2 separate regions of the Homo sapiens genome follow, and region 2 is linked to region 1. Evidence: chromatin loops called from intact Hi-C (ENCODE). Cell type or tissue: GM12878. All regions are shown on one strand.

Evidence for each region. Hi-C counts contacts between places; a loop is a spot of excess contacts. Peaks named below come from ENCODE experiments on the same cell type or tissue, not always from the same donor. Only the 100,000 strongest peaks of a DNase experiment are listed, where the experiment ranks them.
Region 2: it touches region 1 in a loop (2.9-fold over the local background); 6 of 110 quality-filtered maps call a loop at or near these places.

The regions. Positions count from the first base shown.
Region 1 is chrX:120,025,559-120,033,558 of GRCh38, reverse strand. No RefSeq gene overlaps it. Among named protein-coding and RNA genes, the nearest start is that of RHOXF1-AS1, 6.7 kb to the left of the region's middle. In GM12878, a CTCF peak has its summit at 4,026 (motif pointing left); no DNase peak of the experiment used is centred here.
Region 2 is chrX:120,201,816-120,209,815 of GRCh38, reverse strand. It overlaps the pseudogene SFR1P1. Among named protein-coding and RNA genes, the nearest start is that of ZBTB33, 45 kb to the left of the region's middle. In GM12878, no CTCF peak of the experiment used is centred here; no DNase peak of the experiment used is centred here.

The DNA of each region.
Region 1 (8,000 bases):
TCTCCTTCTCTGCCACACCACTCTTCTGTTCCTCTGCTCTTCTGCTTGTCTGCTCATCTGCTTGTGGATCCTGGGGTTTGGAGTTTATACAGGTACAGGATACAGGGGCGTGGCAGGCCAAAAGGCAGCATTTGGGCACAAAAACAGGAACGCTTGTTCCCATTTAGGGCCACGGGTTTCCAGACTTGAGGGTGGGGCCTTTGCTGGGAAACCACCCTCTTCTACCCAGTATTTCCCTGTCTCCTGTCTGTATCAATATTACATTTTACTATAAGCAGCAAGGAGAAACCAGGTTATGAAGATAAGCTATCAATTTACATTGTCAGGGTAAAATTCAACAGAACCATTTTAGGGTAAAGATCTTGGGGTTCACAAAGAAAAATCTTAAGGATTTTGCCTGTAAATTTCTGCCAAATATCCAAGTTCATCACTTTCAAGTTCTGCTTTCCATGTGACTGAAGAACATAGTTCAGCCAAGTTTTCTGTCACTGTATAACAAGCATTGCCTTTCCTCCCATTTTCAGTAACATTTTCTTCATTTCTTTCCAAGACCTCTATACAATCAACTTTAATATTCCTATTTCTAACAACAGTCTCTTCAGGGCAATTTAGGTTTTTTTCTATCACGCTTCTCAAAAATTTTTCTAGTCTCTATCCATGGCCTAATTCCAAAGCCAATTCCACATTTTAGGTCTTTAGTACAGCAACATCCCACTTCTAGTTTCAAAATCTGTATTAGTCAGGGTTCTTTCAGAAAAAAAAAAAAAAAAAAACCAACAGGGTATATATGTATTTGATTTGTTTCAAGGAATTGCCTTAGATGATTGTGGGGTCCAGCTAGGTAAGTCCAAAATCTGTAGGGAACTTGGGAAGCCTAGAAACTCTCAGGTGGAAACTGAGGCTGCAGTCAGCAGGCAGAATTTCTTCTTCCTCTGGGCATATCAGTTTTGCTCTTAAGGCATTTCAACTGATTGGATGAGGCCCACCAAGATTATCCAAGACAGTCTCCTTTACTTAAAGCAACTGATTATAGATGTTAACCACATCTATATAATACCCTCACAGCAGCATCTAGATTAGTGTTTGAATAACTGGGTACCATCACCTAGCCAAGTTAACAAATTAAACTAACCATATCTATTCAACTAATTAAATATAGTAATACAACCAAATAAATGACATTTTTTTCCATGCAGTATTTCAAAATACTTAAGAGTAGGCAACATATTGGCCCAAGGTCAGTGGCTCTGAGGGTAGCTGGACCACATCAGTCAGAACTGCTATAAAATAAAATAAAATAAAATAAAATAAAAAATAAAAAAACCTTCTGGCTAACTGCACTTGCAAAAAATCAAGAGAAATCCAAGATACACAGCACCACTACAGTCTTCTAGCTTCAAATAGTTGTAATATGATTCACTCCTAGCAATAGAGTAAAAAGGTAAAGCTCAAGTTACAAGTTAATTGATATTTTCCATAGCATATACCATAAAGAAAGGTGAAAAATTCAGACCCTAATGCTGATTCTGACCAACTCTCATTTTCACCGGTTATTTTGCAGTCCCTCACTATTCAGCTGTGAAATTCATCTAAGGACATAAACTTAGTGTGTAATTTCTCCTCCGAAGGCAAAGTGGAAAGATATCAGAACTACACATTGACAGATTTAGTAATAGACTTAGTAATGTTGTTAATAGTCTTCTATATCCCTGACTGTCTGTAATAGAAATACAACTACTCGTTCTCTTTCTTCCTTTCCAGAGAAATGAGATCTGTGAAGCACAAAATAAAGACTAGAGGCTGTATTACATGAAGTTTGTCATGTAACAAGTCATTGCCTAATTAACATGGAGTAGTACAATAAAAGAGTATCACTCTCAGCATGAAAGCCACCTCCCTCCTTCTGTAAACCTTGCCTTGTATGATGAGGACAACATAAATCACACAGTGCAGGTGTGTTTAAAGTCAGCATCAGAACAAATGTTAAATTGGATAAAATATCAATATCAAAAATGATTTTTTCTTACTTACTAGACCCTGATGTCATCTGTGGAATTGCTGTATATACATGGAATATCACTATCTTTACAGTAGTTATACATTTTCAGATCTTCATATTATCTGGTTACAGATCTTCATATTATCTGGTTACCTTTAGCACTGAACATGCAACTCCTTATTCCAAGTGACAACTACACTCTTTTAATAAATAAATAATGGTAGCTGTTTCTGCTCTGTTGACTTACAGATTGACAAAATGACCAGAAAGAATGAGAGTTGGTCAGAATCAGCATTAGGGTCCAAATTCTTCACCTCCCTTTTCGTGGCATTTGACTATAGGAAACATCAATTAACTTGTAATAATTTGAGCTTTTACTTTTTTACTCTATTGTTAAATACCATACAGGATGAATGAATGTTGAAAGTGTGATCTCAGTTTTAAAAGTGTCCTAACTGGAATTGTAAACACTATAGGATTCAGATAAAAAACTAGAAAAAAATAAAACTTTTGTTGTATTCTAGTGAATGCTGAAGGAACAATGTTTTCGAACATACTAACATGTATAACAATATTAGCAAGTACCATTTATGAAGTATTAAGTGCTAGTCACAGTGATAGGTTTTTGATGTACATTATATCTATAATTTTAAATGCCAGTTTTTTTCCATTTCTAAATTCCATAGAATCATCTGACATTATATTAAATATAGATTATAACTGATTGGTAAAAGAAATGACATAATCATTTCAGTCCCTAACAGAAATTGCACATTATAGGTATTTGAGGATTAAATCATGAGCTAAGTACAATTAAGCACTCATCCAAATCTCTTTTGGCAGCTGATATAGTAAGAGTGTAGGCTTCTTTGGTGACCTACTCTCTACAAAATGCTTTCCATAAGTTTATTTAACTACATTTTAAATTATATAAGTAATCTATGAATGCACATTTTTGGTAAACTTTGACAATTCAAGCAGTAAAACCAAAGGCCCCTCTTCTCCTTACCCCACACCTTCAACATGCATGAACACTCATGCAATCCTAGCCCTCTCTCCTGAGGTAACCATTGTTTTCAATTTAGTATGTATCCTTGACATTTTTCCTTTGTATCCTCATACATAATCATATTACCAATACAAATATATAGTTTTTTAAAAACAGAATTTGAATCATCCTGCACATATCATTTTCATTCTTTTTTCCCAGCTTTATTAAGGTATAATCTACAAACAAAAATTGCATATATTTAAGATGTTAAACATAATGTTTTGATATACATATCAATTGTGAAATGAGTATCACCATTACACGGCAAGAAAAAGTTTCTGCACAGTCAGTAAAATCATCAACAAAATCAAAAGGCAACCTGCAGAATGGGAGAAAATATTTGTAAGTTATATATTCAAAAGGGAGCCAGTATCTAAAATATATAAAGAATTCATACAACTCAATAGCAAAAATAATAATTAAAAAAATTTAAATGGGCAGAGGACCTGAGTAGACATTTTTCCAAAGACATACAGATGGCCAACAGGTATACGAAAAGGTGCTCAACATCACTAATCTTCAGGGATATGCAAATCAAAACCACAATGCAACATCATCTCACCCCCATTCGAATGGCTATTATTTAAAAAATCAAATGATAACAAGTGTTGGTGAGGGTGTGGAGAAATGGGAATTCTTGTACATTTTCAATAGGAATGTAAATAAGTACAGCTATTATAGAAAACAGCTTGGAGGTTTCTCAAAAATTTTAAATAAGAAGCTTACCATATGATCCAGCAATTCCATTTCTGGGTATTTATTCAAAGGAAATGAAATTGGTACATCAAAGAGATACCTGGCTATTTCTAAATTATTATTTAACAAAACGTCTTGGAGTTCTTTTCACATCAGTAAATATAAGGCTACCATCAGTGGTTCTCAACTAAGGACTAGTTTGCTACCCCCTCAGCATTTGGCAATCTAGTGGCATTTTGGTTGAGACAGCTGCGGTGAGAGAGTGCTACTGACACCTACTGATAGAGACCTGCGATAGGGCTAAACATTTTACAACACACAAGTCAGCCACCCACAACTAAGAACTATACAATCTAAAATATCAGTTTCACAAACCCTAGTCTATATCATTATTTTACTGTAGTATGGTATTCCATAGTTGTTTCATAAGGAAAGAACTATGAATTAGTTTATTCTCCTATTAGTTTATTCTCCATAGGTCATTCTGTTAGTGAACACTTGGGATGTTTCCTTTTTTTTTTAATCAAAAGGAAACTTTATTTAGTCATCTTCTCAAAGCAATCTAGTTTAAAAACAAGTTGAGATTAAGACAGAAAAAAGAACACGAAGTCTAAGAGAATCAGACAGATGGACGGGAGAAAGAGGGTGGGCAGGAGGGCCGCCCTAGGATTCCTTTTTTAAGTTACAATTTATTTTATTTTTAATATTAATTTGTGTTGAAATTTTTTAATTGACAAATAACAGTTGTATATATTTATGGGGTAAAATGTGATGTTTTGATACATGTATATATTGTAGAAAGAATAAATCAATCTAATGAATATATCCATTACTTCACCTACTTATTTTTTGTGATGAGAATGTTTAAAATATACTCTTACCAATTCTGAAACATACAACACATTATTATTAGCTGTGGTCATCATGCTGTGCAATAAATTTCTAAAACATTCTTCCTGTCTAACTGAAACTTTCCAATTCTGCTGCAATAAATATAGTACATGCCTTGTTTAGGCATATATGTGAGTAGTTCTGTAGGATACTACTCAGGAGTGGAATGGCTAAGGGAAAGCAAAGTTCTTTTACTTATTTTTGCAAAGTGCTTTAAAAAATCTTTAAATGTATAAATGTTGATAGGTACCACCAAATTGCTTTTCAACATCACATACACAGTAGTGTAGGAAGGTCCCAATTTTTCCACATCCTTACCAACACTGGGTATTATCTGTCTTTCTTATTATAGCCATCTAGTGGATATGAAATGGCACTTCATTGTGCTTTTAACTTGTATTTCCCTTATGGCTAATGATACTGAACAGGTTTTCTTGTGCTTATTGTGCATCTGTATACTTTCTGTAGAGAACTGTCTATTCAGATCCTTTGCCCCCTTTTTAACTGGATTGTCTTTTTATTATCAAGTTTAAGCATTCTTTACATATTCTAGATATATTTTATCAGATGTGTGATTTGCAAAATTGTTCTCCAACTCTGTGGTTTGCCTCCTCACTTTTTGCCAATAGTGTCCATCGAGGCACACAAGTTTTAAATTTTGATGATGTCCAGTTTATCTATCTTTCTTCTGTGCTTGTGCTTTTGGTGTCATATCTAAGAATCCATTGACTATAGAAAGGTCATGAATTTTGCATCTATATTTTCTTCTAAGAGTTTTATAGTTTTAGCTCTTAAAGTTTTTATTCCTTTTGAATTAATTTTTGTATATGGTGTTATACAGGGTCCAACTTCATTCTTTTGCATGTGGATATCCAGTTTTCCCAGAACCATTTCTTAAAAAGATTATTTTTCCCCATTGAATGGCTTTAATGCCCATGTTGAAAATCAATTACCCATACATATATGAGTGTATTCCTGGACTCTAAATTCTATTCCATTGGTCTATATGCTTATCCTTATGGTAGTATCCCATTGTTTTGATTACTGTAGCTCTGTAGTGTGTTTTAAGATCAGGAAGTGTGAGTCTTCTAAATGTTTAACTTTTTCAAGATTATTTTGGCAATTCTTGGTCACTTCAGTGTTCAAGTACATTTTAGGATCAGCTTGTCAATTTCCAAATGACGTTAGCTGGGATTTTGAGAGATTTCACTGAATCAATCTGGGGAGTAGATCAAATTAAACAGTATTGCCATCTTAACACTATCAGGTCTTTTAATACATGAACATGGGATATCTTTTTATTTATTTCAGCATATTTGTGTCTCTGTGACAACTCTCATGTTTTCTGTCCTGCTGCTGTTGGCAAAAATGGTTCACCAATCAGGGAGGCCAATACTTTCCCCAGGTGGGCTTTCTTGTGTGCGATCAGCTGCAGTGTTTTAGATAAAGACTGTCACAAGAAAAGGGACACTGTAGGCTGGGCGCAGTGGCTCACACCTGTAATCCCAGCACTTTGGGAGGCTGAGAAAGGCGGATCACCTGAGGTCGAGAGTTTGAGACCAGCCTGACCAACATGGAGAAACCCCCTCTCTACTAAAAATACAAAATTAGCTGGGCGTGGTGGTGCATGCCTGTAATCCCAGCTACTTGGGAGACTGAGGCAGGAGAATCGCTTGAACCTGGGAGGCAGAGGTTGCGGTGAGCCAAAATCGCACCATTGCACTCCAGCCTGGGCAACAAGAGTGAAATTCCTTCTGAAAAAAAAAAATGAAATCAAAAGGGACACTGTATTTTAATAAAGTTGAAATTAAAATAAAAAAATAAATAAGTCCAGAGATAGGTTAAACACTGGAGCTGGTTAATTCAGAGGCTCGGTCATGGGGTTAAGGGAGCATCCTTCTATTCTGCTTTGCCATCCTTCAGGCATCAGCAGGATGTCCTCCATCCTGCCTCCCAGGCTTCAAAATATACACGGGAATATCCAGAGGGAGCAGAGACACTCTGTTCCTAAGTGTCTCTCTCAGGATTGAGGGGAATTTGACAGGGACCCCTCCTCTTCTCCCACTCTCTTACTTCCAGTGCCCCTCTTGCCCCCTCCCCTGACACCACACCATCCCATCCTATACCATGGACAAGAACTGCATCATTCACCCACGGGTAAACCTGTCTCTGGCATCTAGCATGGGAACACCTTGCTTGTTTCAGTTTGATCATGACTTCCCTTGTGAGGACAGACATTGTAACTGACATTCTAGAGTCAATATGGTTGTCTTTTCAGCCCAGCAACTGAGCATTGAAAGGAAAGCTGGACCACAGAACAGCGGACCATTTATCATGTCAGGAAGTCATGATTTTGTCACTTCCTCCGAGCCACACACTGAGAGGATCATTAGCTTCTTTCTAAGGACAAGGGTCTTAGAATGATTCCAGGGGCCTCATTAAGCACATTTCACCTCAGAGATAAATCTGAAATACTCAAAGAACATTATTAGAAAAGCCAAGGTCACACAGCAGGCAGTGAGGCCAGGATGGTCACCCAATCACTATGGCTCCACCATCCATGCAAGGTAGTGAGAGGTGACAGCGTACTGGCAGCCCCTGCAGCCTTCGCTCCCTCTCGGCGCCTCCTCGGCCTCGGCGCCCACTCTGGCCACGCTTGAGGAGCCCTTCAGCCTGCCACTGCACTGTGGGAGCCCCTTTCTGGGCTGGCCGAGGCTGGAGCCGGCTCCCTCAGCTTGCCTGGAGGTGTGGAGGGAGATGCGCGGGCAGGAACCGGGGCTGCGTAAGGCGCTTGCGGGCCAGCGCGAGTTCCGGGTGGGCGTGGGCTCAACCTGCCCCGCACTCAGAGCGGCCGGCCAGCGCCACTGGCCCCGGGCAGTGACGGGCTTAGCACCCGGGCCAGCAGCTGTGGAGGGTGCGCCGGGTCCCCTAGCAGCGCCGGCCCGCCGGCGCTGCACTCGAATTTTCGCAGGACCTCTCGAATTTTCGCAGGACCTCAGCTGCCTCCCCGCGGGGCAGGGCTCAGGACCTGCAGCCTGCCATGCCTGAGCCCCCCTCCACCGTGGGCTCCTGTGCGGCCCGAGCCTCCCCGACGAGCGCCGCCTCCTGCTCCACAGCACCCAGTCCCATCCACCGCCCAAGGGATGAGGAGTGCAGGCACACGGCGCGGGACTGGTGGGCAGCTCCACCTGCCGCCCAGGTGCGGGATCCACTGGGTGAAGCCAGCTGGGCCCTGAGTCTAGTGGGGACTTGGAGAACCTTTATGTCTAGCTAAGGGATTGTAAATACACCAATCAGCACCCTGTGTCTGGCTCAAGGTTTGTGAATGCACCAATCAGTGCTCTGTGTGTAGCTAATCTAGTG
Region 2 (8,000 bases), 180 kb before region 1:
GTACAAAGAAATAAAGTGGACTAAGATCTGGATTTGATGTTTTATAAGTTTCTGATGAATTAAAATAGCATTTTAAAAGCAGGAGTCATATTCAAGGAACTGCAGAGAAAATGGGAGGAAGAAAAATACTTTTGCAATAAACTTAGGGTGCCATTTAAAGAAGTTTGACATCAAAAAGAAAGCGAGGGTAATAGATGGGTTACTTAAGTGTCATATACAAATCTCTTCCTTTTTTTTTCAAAATTGAATTTTTTTGTAATGTCTATAATCCTGTGTCTGATTTGCAAATTTGGATGTAAAATAAGAATCACTTGAACATAGTTGCAGAGTTTGATCAGAGAAGCAGAGTGAAAAGCAATAAGGGATGATTACAGGAATCAGACCATATGCAATTGTGGGAGCAGGGTGTCAGGTCCTGGGGTCCGGGTCCAACCCATGCTGAAGTCCGGAGGGAGTGGGTGGATGAGCAGAAAGAACATTCGGGGGGCTGTAGGCAGGTGAATATGGTTTTATTCAGCAGCAGCTTTTTTTTATTTTATTTTATTTATTTATTTTTTTTTTTTGAGACGGAGTCTCGGTCTGTCTCCCAGGCTGGAGTGCAGTAGCGCGATCTCGGCTCACTGCAAGCTCCGCCTCCCAGGTTCACACCATTCTCCTGCCTCAGCCTCCCGAGTAGCTGGGACTACAGGCGCATGCCACCTCGCCCAGCTAATTTTCTGTATTTTTAGTAGAGACGGGGTTTCACCTTGTTAGCCGGGATGGTCTCGATCTCCTGACCTCGTGATCCGCTGGCCTCGGCCTCCCAAAGTGCTGAGATTACAGGCGTGAGCCACTGCGCCCGGCCAGCAGCAGCTTTTATGAACAGCTTTCTCACACTGGCTCTCTCACACTGGCCACCCTGTCTTGGCTGCTTGAGCCAGCGGCTCCCACACACAGCTGTGCAGCCAGTTCTCCCTTGCCTTCAGGGTCAGCAGCTTAACTCTTTTTCTCTCTGGGCATGAGCAAGCCAAGCTGTGTCCTGGCTCCCTCTTGTCCATCTGCAAGACTGACAGTTTTGGCTCTCTCTCTTTCTCTGGGCACCAGCGCACCCACTACCATGTTAACCCATGTTGAGCCGAGCTGAGCCCCAACAGCCCTGTACAGCATTAGCAGGGCAAATATACCTTTATACCAAGTATAGAGCCAAGTGTGAACTTACACAAACAGGTTATATAACAAGCAGAGGTGTGCACCTGCATGCCAAACTCACTGAGTCATGCAGGCCTGGATATCCACCTCGGCTTATTCCTTGACCAAAGCACATCCATGTACCTTACACTCCACCCCCTAGGCTGAGGGAGACTTAGGTCTTGGGCACACAGGTTTGATACTCAAGTTTTGCACACAGGCCTGACATATAAACTTTGGGCACGCAGGCCTGATATATACACAGGCTTGACACATAAGCCTGACACACAAGCTTTGGGCATGCAGGCCCAATACATACACAAGCTTTTGGGCACTCTAGCCCGTTACATACATAAGCTTTGATAAACTGCCCAGCTATTGGCGCAGATTACCATAGGTTGTCACATCCTTGGTGATTACCATTCACACTGCCCTGAGTTTAGCTTATTAGCTGCTTTGCCCACACCTGGTTTCAAACCATATGGTGTTAGTACTAGGCTGGACCGCACCAGCAGTCCAGGCAGCAGTAGCACCCCAGCTAGACCTAGCTGTGTGCCATGCCCTATCAGGAATGAGGGGATGCCCTTCCTAATGATGAAGTCTCAGGGTTTAGGAGTGCCTCAGGCCCCATGGCCTTATCTTGCATTAGGACTACAGGTCCCAAGACCTCTTGCAACTTTGCTGCTAAGGGATTTGTACTTACTTAGCATACTTCACTGTTTCAAGTCGGTACCCCACTTCGCTAAAGTTGATGTCTGTGCTGCCTCTGTCCAGGGGGTCATTACCCATGAATGCACCCATCCCACTATTAATAACTGCTTCTCTATTAGTAAGCACTGGAGCTCAGCTCCCTTCCACAGTTGGGACTAACAGCCCACTGGTGCTTCCAAGTGCTCCATGCACTGCTATAGGCCCTAGCCAAAATTATCTGTGGTTACATGCACATTCAGTGTAAATGAGCACCCTGGTTTACTACCCAGAAAGGCTGTCTCAGCCTCATCACCCCAATCCCAGGCAAGAGGGACACTGCCACTTTTAAACCTGCAAGAGAATCAGAGGTTAACATAACATTATTAACAAAACCACAACATATGGTGGGGCTATACAGTAGCCCTGCAGCAACACTGTGAAAGTCCATTGTCGCTGTCCCATGAAGGCAAACTCTTCCTGGCTCTCTGGAGCATTGTCGATTGACAAGAATGCATTAGCCAAGTCCACCACACAGTGGCACTGCCAAGTTCCATTGTCAAGTGGTCTATTAAGTCTGTGATAGATGGCACAGCTGCCAAGCCATGCAAAACATCTACCCCAGAATGTCTTCAGGTATGGATGGAGAGACATACACAGCACATAAGCAGAGAGCCAAGCAGTCGATGCCAAGATGCAGAGATACAGGTTTCACTTTCACTGACCAGTCTTCATAGTTGTCAATAAATGCAGCTCTGCCTGGAAACTTATCCAGGTTCAGGGACCAGTGGATTGCGAAGTCCAAATGTGGCTCCCGTTGTCCAGTGCCCTCCAAGCTGGGCATCTCGGCCAGTTCTCTTATCAAACAGAAGAGGCTTTACACTTCCACCAACTGCAGCAGGTACTCTTTGAACTGGAATGCTCGAGCAGGACTGGGTTGCGCAGCAAGGTCCTTCTCCCAAATGGCTTGCACTAAGTCTGTGCATGACTGCCGACATTACTTGCTTAACTCCCTCAACTCAGCAGGGACACAGGCACCAAAGGAAGGGTGCTCCACCACAGCAGGGGGTCTCTGGGCCTACTCGTGGGGCCCAGTAGCTGCTCATGATCTATTTTGTGGTGGATCACTGGGCAAGCCTGCCATGGAGGTTCTTCCTCCTCACTGCACTGAGTTCCACAAGGACTGGGCATGAACTTCCCACAGCACAGTTACAAACGCTCATCTGACTCTGCCAGCAAAGGCATGCTTCTTCTCAGTGCTGTGCACTTCCAGGTGCTTCAGTGCCTTCTCCATACTCACAGGAGACCCACCCACTGCCTCCCATGTTTCCACTGGAGCCCATCTTCGCAGCACAGCTGCCACCGGGTATCACAGCCCATGCTGTGGCCACAAAGCCAACCTGGGAGCCCTCAGGGACTGGGGCCAACTCACCTCATCCCATTCTCATCACCAGTTGTCAGGTCCCGGGGTCCGGGTCCAGCCCATGCTGAAGTCCAGAGGGAGTTGGTGGATGAGCAGAAAGAACACTCGGGGCTGAAGGCAGGTGAATGTGGTTTTATTCAGCAGCAGCTTTTATTAACAGCTTTCTCACACTAGCTCTCTCACACTGTTTGCCCTGTCGCAGCTGCTTGAGCCAGTGGCTCCCACAAACAGCTGTGCATCTGGCTCTTCCTTGCCTTCAGGGTCAGCGGCTTAACTCTTTTTCTCTCTGGGCATGAGCAAGCCAAGCTGTGTGCTGGCTCCCTCCTGTCCATCTGCAAGACGGACAGCTTTGGCTCTCTCTCTTTCTTTCTCTGGGCACCAGCGTGCCCACCATGTTAAGCCATGTGGAGCTAACCAGAGTCCCAAGAGCCCCTGTAGAACGTTAGCAGGGCAGTTATACCTTTTACAGACAATAGTGGCTTAGAGCGAAGTATAAACTTACACAAACAGGTTATATAACAAGTGGAGGTGTGTGCCTGCATGCCAAACTCACTGAGTCATGCAGGCCTGGATATCCACCTTGGCCTATTCCTTGACCAAGGAACATCCATGTACCTTACACAGAGGAAGAAGTCTATAGAAGGCTATTGTCTCTGCACTTATAGCAGCCTGAGGTCACTGTAGATATTCAGGGCCCACAGTTGGGAAGAAGAGGTGTATGTGGTGTGGGGGAAAGCAAGGACAAACTGGAACCTGCAAGGATTAACTTGAATCCCTAGGACAAACTAAATCCCATGAAGACTTACTGGAACCTGCATCTGTCTCTTATTGCCTCCAACCTAAAGAAAGAGCTGGCATCCATAGTCGTGGAAGTGCACACAAACCTGACTTAGGACTTGGAGAAGTTGAAGAAGGAGATCTTGTCAGAGTTGGAGTTGCTGCAGGTCCTGTTGCTGCCCCACACCAACGAGGTGTGCCAGTTGATCAGTGCCAGTGTATGGCAGTGGTAATAGTGCCTGTCCTACCAAACTTCAGAATATAGTATCTATTGCTTCACTCCCACTTCCCAAGCCCTGCCCAAATTTTTCTCCTGGTCCACTCTAACTCAGAACCACATTGGGAAGGCAATTCCAGGAAACTATGTTTCTAGCTTAGCTAAGTTGGCAAAGCCACTTCAACAACCGTGAGACAAATACAGACTGGTAGAATGTGACTGGCCACTATTAGAGAAAAGGATAACACACAGTAGAGAAAAAAAAAAAGAATCCCAAACCAAAAAACGTATGGGTCATTCTGCACATCAGTTATAGACAAGGACTTCTCAGTGTTTGGTGCTCACATTCAACCAAAGCTGTGTCCAAGAAGGACTCATTTAACCAGTATCATCCACCCCAACAATCCTGAGTGTCTATGTCCACAATGTTCAGTAGAGCAGAAGAGGAAGAAACAGTAAGCATGGAGTTACTGGCAGCATTTTGGAATGCTTCTGGTCACCGTGAATTTTGGTCACTGACCCCTGACTTCCGAGATAAGCCATACAACACTGAACCTTCCACCCAGCTTTTCAAAGGGGGTGAGTGTTCCCTTATTTTTAAAGCAACTATTGGTGAAATAAAGGTGACACATAAATTAGATTCACTGTATAGGCTTTGGTAAAAGTCGTGATGTGTTTCCAAAGCTTCAGATAGAAATGAATCCCAGTGTGACAATGGATATCTTTTCAGTTTAAAAGCAAAGTCTCAGAGGTGAAAACTTCAGCTTCTGTGCTCTTTCCCACCCCTCTGAGGAATATGAAATAGCTGGGGGCCCATGGATAAAACAGAAAAGCAGTGGAGAATAGCTTGAAGGCACCGGGAGGCTGGATAGATGACTGTAAAGATATTCTGCTGATTTTATGGGGTAAGCCATGCTTTGAGCATTTTCCAAAGGGGAAAGAAAGGTGAGCAACTTTATCACAAAACAGTTGATTTTTTACTTACAAATGAGTATGGTTTGAATATTTGCCCCCTCCAAAACTCATGTTGAAATTTAATCTCCAATGTGGCGGTATTGAGAGGTGGGGTCTTGGGGCTTTTAAGAGGTGATGGGTCATAAAGGCTCTGCCCTCATGAATCGACTAATCCATCATGGATTAATGGGTCAATAGATTAATGGGTTATCATGGGAGTGGGACTGGTGGCTTCATAAGAAGAGGAAGAGAGACCCAAGCTAGGATGCTCAGCCCCCTCACCCTGTGATGCTCTGTGCTGTCTAGGAAGTTTGCAGAGAATCCCCACCAGCTAGAGGGTCCTCACCAGATGCAGTCCCTTGACCTTGGGCTTTTTAGCCTCCATAACCATATGAAATAAATTCCTTTTCTTTATAAATTATGCAGTTTTAGATATTCTATTATAGGCAACAGAAAACAGACTAAGACAAGAATGTTTGATGAAAAGCTATGCCTTTTAAATTTTGACTGGCATTAAGTTATATAGATAGAACATAGTAACTAGCTCAACAGACCACACATGATTTAAATTTATTACTTTTCTTCTCGATAGATTAAGTTAGAAAAAAGGAAATATTAATTTAGCTACTGAAGTTTTGCATCTAAAACCTTCTTTGTAAAATTCTGGCTAGTCTCTTTTAAAGAGTAACAGAAAATCATGGGCATTATTTTGAAGAGCCAGTTTTCTTCAGCATTGTGGTAATAATAATAACTAATATTATTTAGGATTTGCTACATGCTAGGTATTAACCAACTATTTTACATGTATTATTTCATTTAATCCTTTTAACACCTCTAGGCTATCAGTATGATTATTCCCACTTGAAGATGAAGAAACTAGAGTGCAGAAAAGTTGTGATTTGTGTAAAGACACACAGTAAGTTCTAGAGCCAGAGTTCAAACCTAGTCTACATCATTGCATCCCTACAAAATTCACACTGATCAGTAGGTAGAAATCACTTCAGCAAAAGATGTCTGAACAGGAATGGTTAGTGCAGCATCTTTTATAAGGGTTTAACATTCGAAAAAGCTTATCTATCTATCTATCAGTAAGGGACTGGTTAAACTGATGAAGTTAATCTATTCAGTGGACTAGTTTTGCATCTGTTAGGAGTTATATGACAGAGATGTACAGACAGTGTGATCCAATTTTAGTAAACACATTTACCAGTATTCATATACATTAAAAAGTCTGGAAAATTATACAGCAAAAATACTAACAATGATCATTGTGAAGTGGTAGGATTCTAGGTAATTTAAAATGTGTCCCAATTTTTCCTATAATAATCATGTAATAAAGAATAGAATAAAATCTTTAAAACTCACACCACTGTTCTTTCACTGAGAAACACTGCTTCTCTTTTGAGTTGCAGACTGGAAATCAGCCCTGACTGCATTCAAGTGCTCTGTGACTTTGGACAAGTCACTTACCCTCTCTGGGTCTCCTGTTTTATATAATAAGAACGCGATTTAATTTTGCAGGTTCCTTTGTGTTCTAACATCCTTTGACTTAATGAATCTGATTCTTAGTAAAGTTCTTTTAAAAAAAGAACAAATAATGTGTGGAGGTTTAAATGTTGATAAATGGTTTCTTCACACTTTATCTGTTTTCTTCAGCATGTGAAGTTATTATTTCCATTATTCCCTTCCCGTGAGTCCTTTAAGAAGGGAAAGTTGGCTTTTTGCTCTCTCTGGGGATGGCGGAGGGAGGTACCCTGCTGAGGGGAAGGGGGATGCCTGAGACCTGGACTTCCTCGGGAGTCTGCTGTGGAGTTGAAGGAAAACCAAGATTTCATTTTCAAGATGGAAAGTCCATCAGACTCAGCTGTGGTTTTACCTAGCACTCCTCAGACCTCTGTGAATCCATCATCTCCCTATACAAATAGTTCACGAACACAACCTATGAGTGCAACACTTAGAGAAAGATTAAGGAAAGCAAGATCTTCATTTAGTTCCTGTTATAATGTGGTGAAACTTCTTAAAGTAGAGAATGAAGAAAACGATCAGACCTTTTCAGAGAAACCAGCATCTTCCACAGAGGAAAACTGTTTGGAATTTCAAGAAAGTTTTAAACACATAGACAGTGAATTTGAAGAAAATATAAATTTGAAAAATACTTTGAAGAATCAATGTCTGTGAATCTCAGTCATTTGACTCTGGGTCATGCAGTGCTCTCCAAAATGAGTTTGTGAATGAGAATCTTTCTAAACAAAGATTAAACGATGAAAAAGCCAAATTGGTGAAGCAGGTTCAGGAGAAAGAAGACCTTCTTTGGAGGCTAAAACTCATCAAACTGTATGATCAAAGAATCTGTCTCCATTACAGTTGTTAATAAAGAAGTGGAGGAGCTGTAGCCAGCTGTTGCTTTATGAGTTGCAGTCAGCTGTGTCTGAAGAGAACAAGAAACTAAGCCTTACTCAATTGATAGACTACTATGGGTTAGAAGATAAATTGCTACACTATAACAGAAGTGAAGAAGAATTCATAGATGTTTAATTCCTGATTTTTGCTCCAGAATATCTTTGCGAATGACAACTTAATTAAAAGATACTTAATCATTTTAAAGGGAAGATAGAAACCATTAGGGCTCAGAGGAAGGTATCCCAATGAACATCAATTAAGGGCACTCTAATATATAAATTATAAACCAAGTTCTAGAAGGAAAATTAGTATTTTGGATAGATTTGCCAAAGAAAGCTTGACATTTAAATCATGTTTAAAAAGTCATTTGGGCAG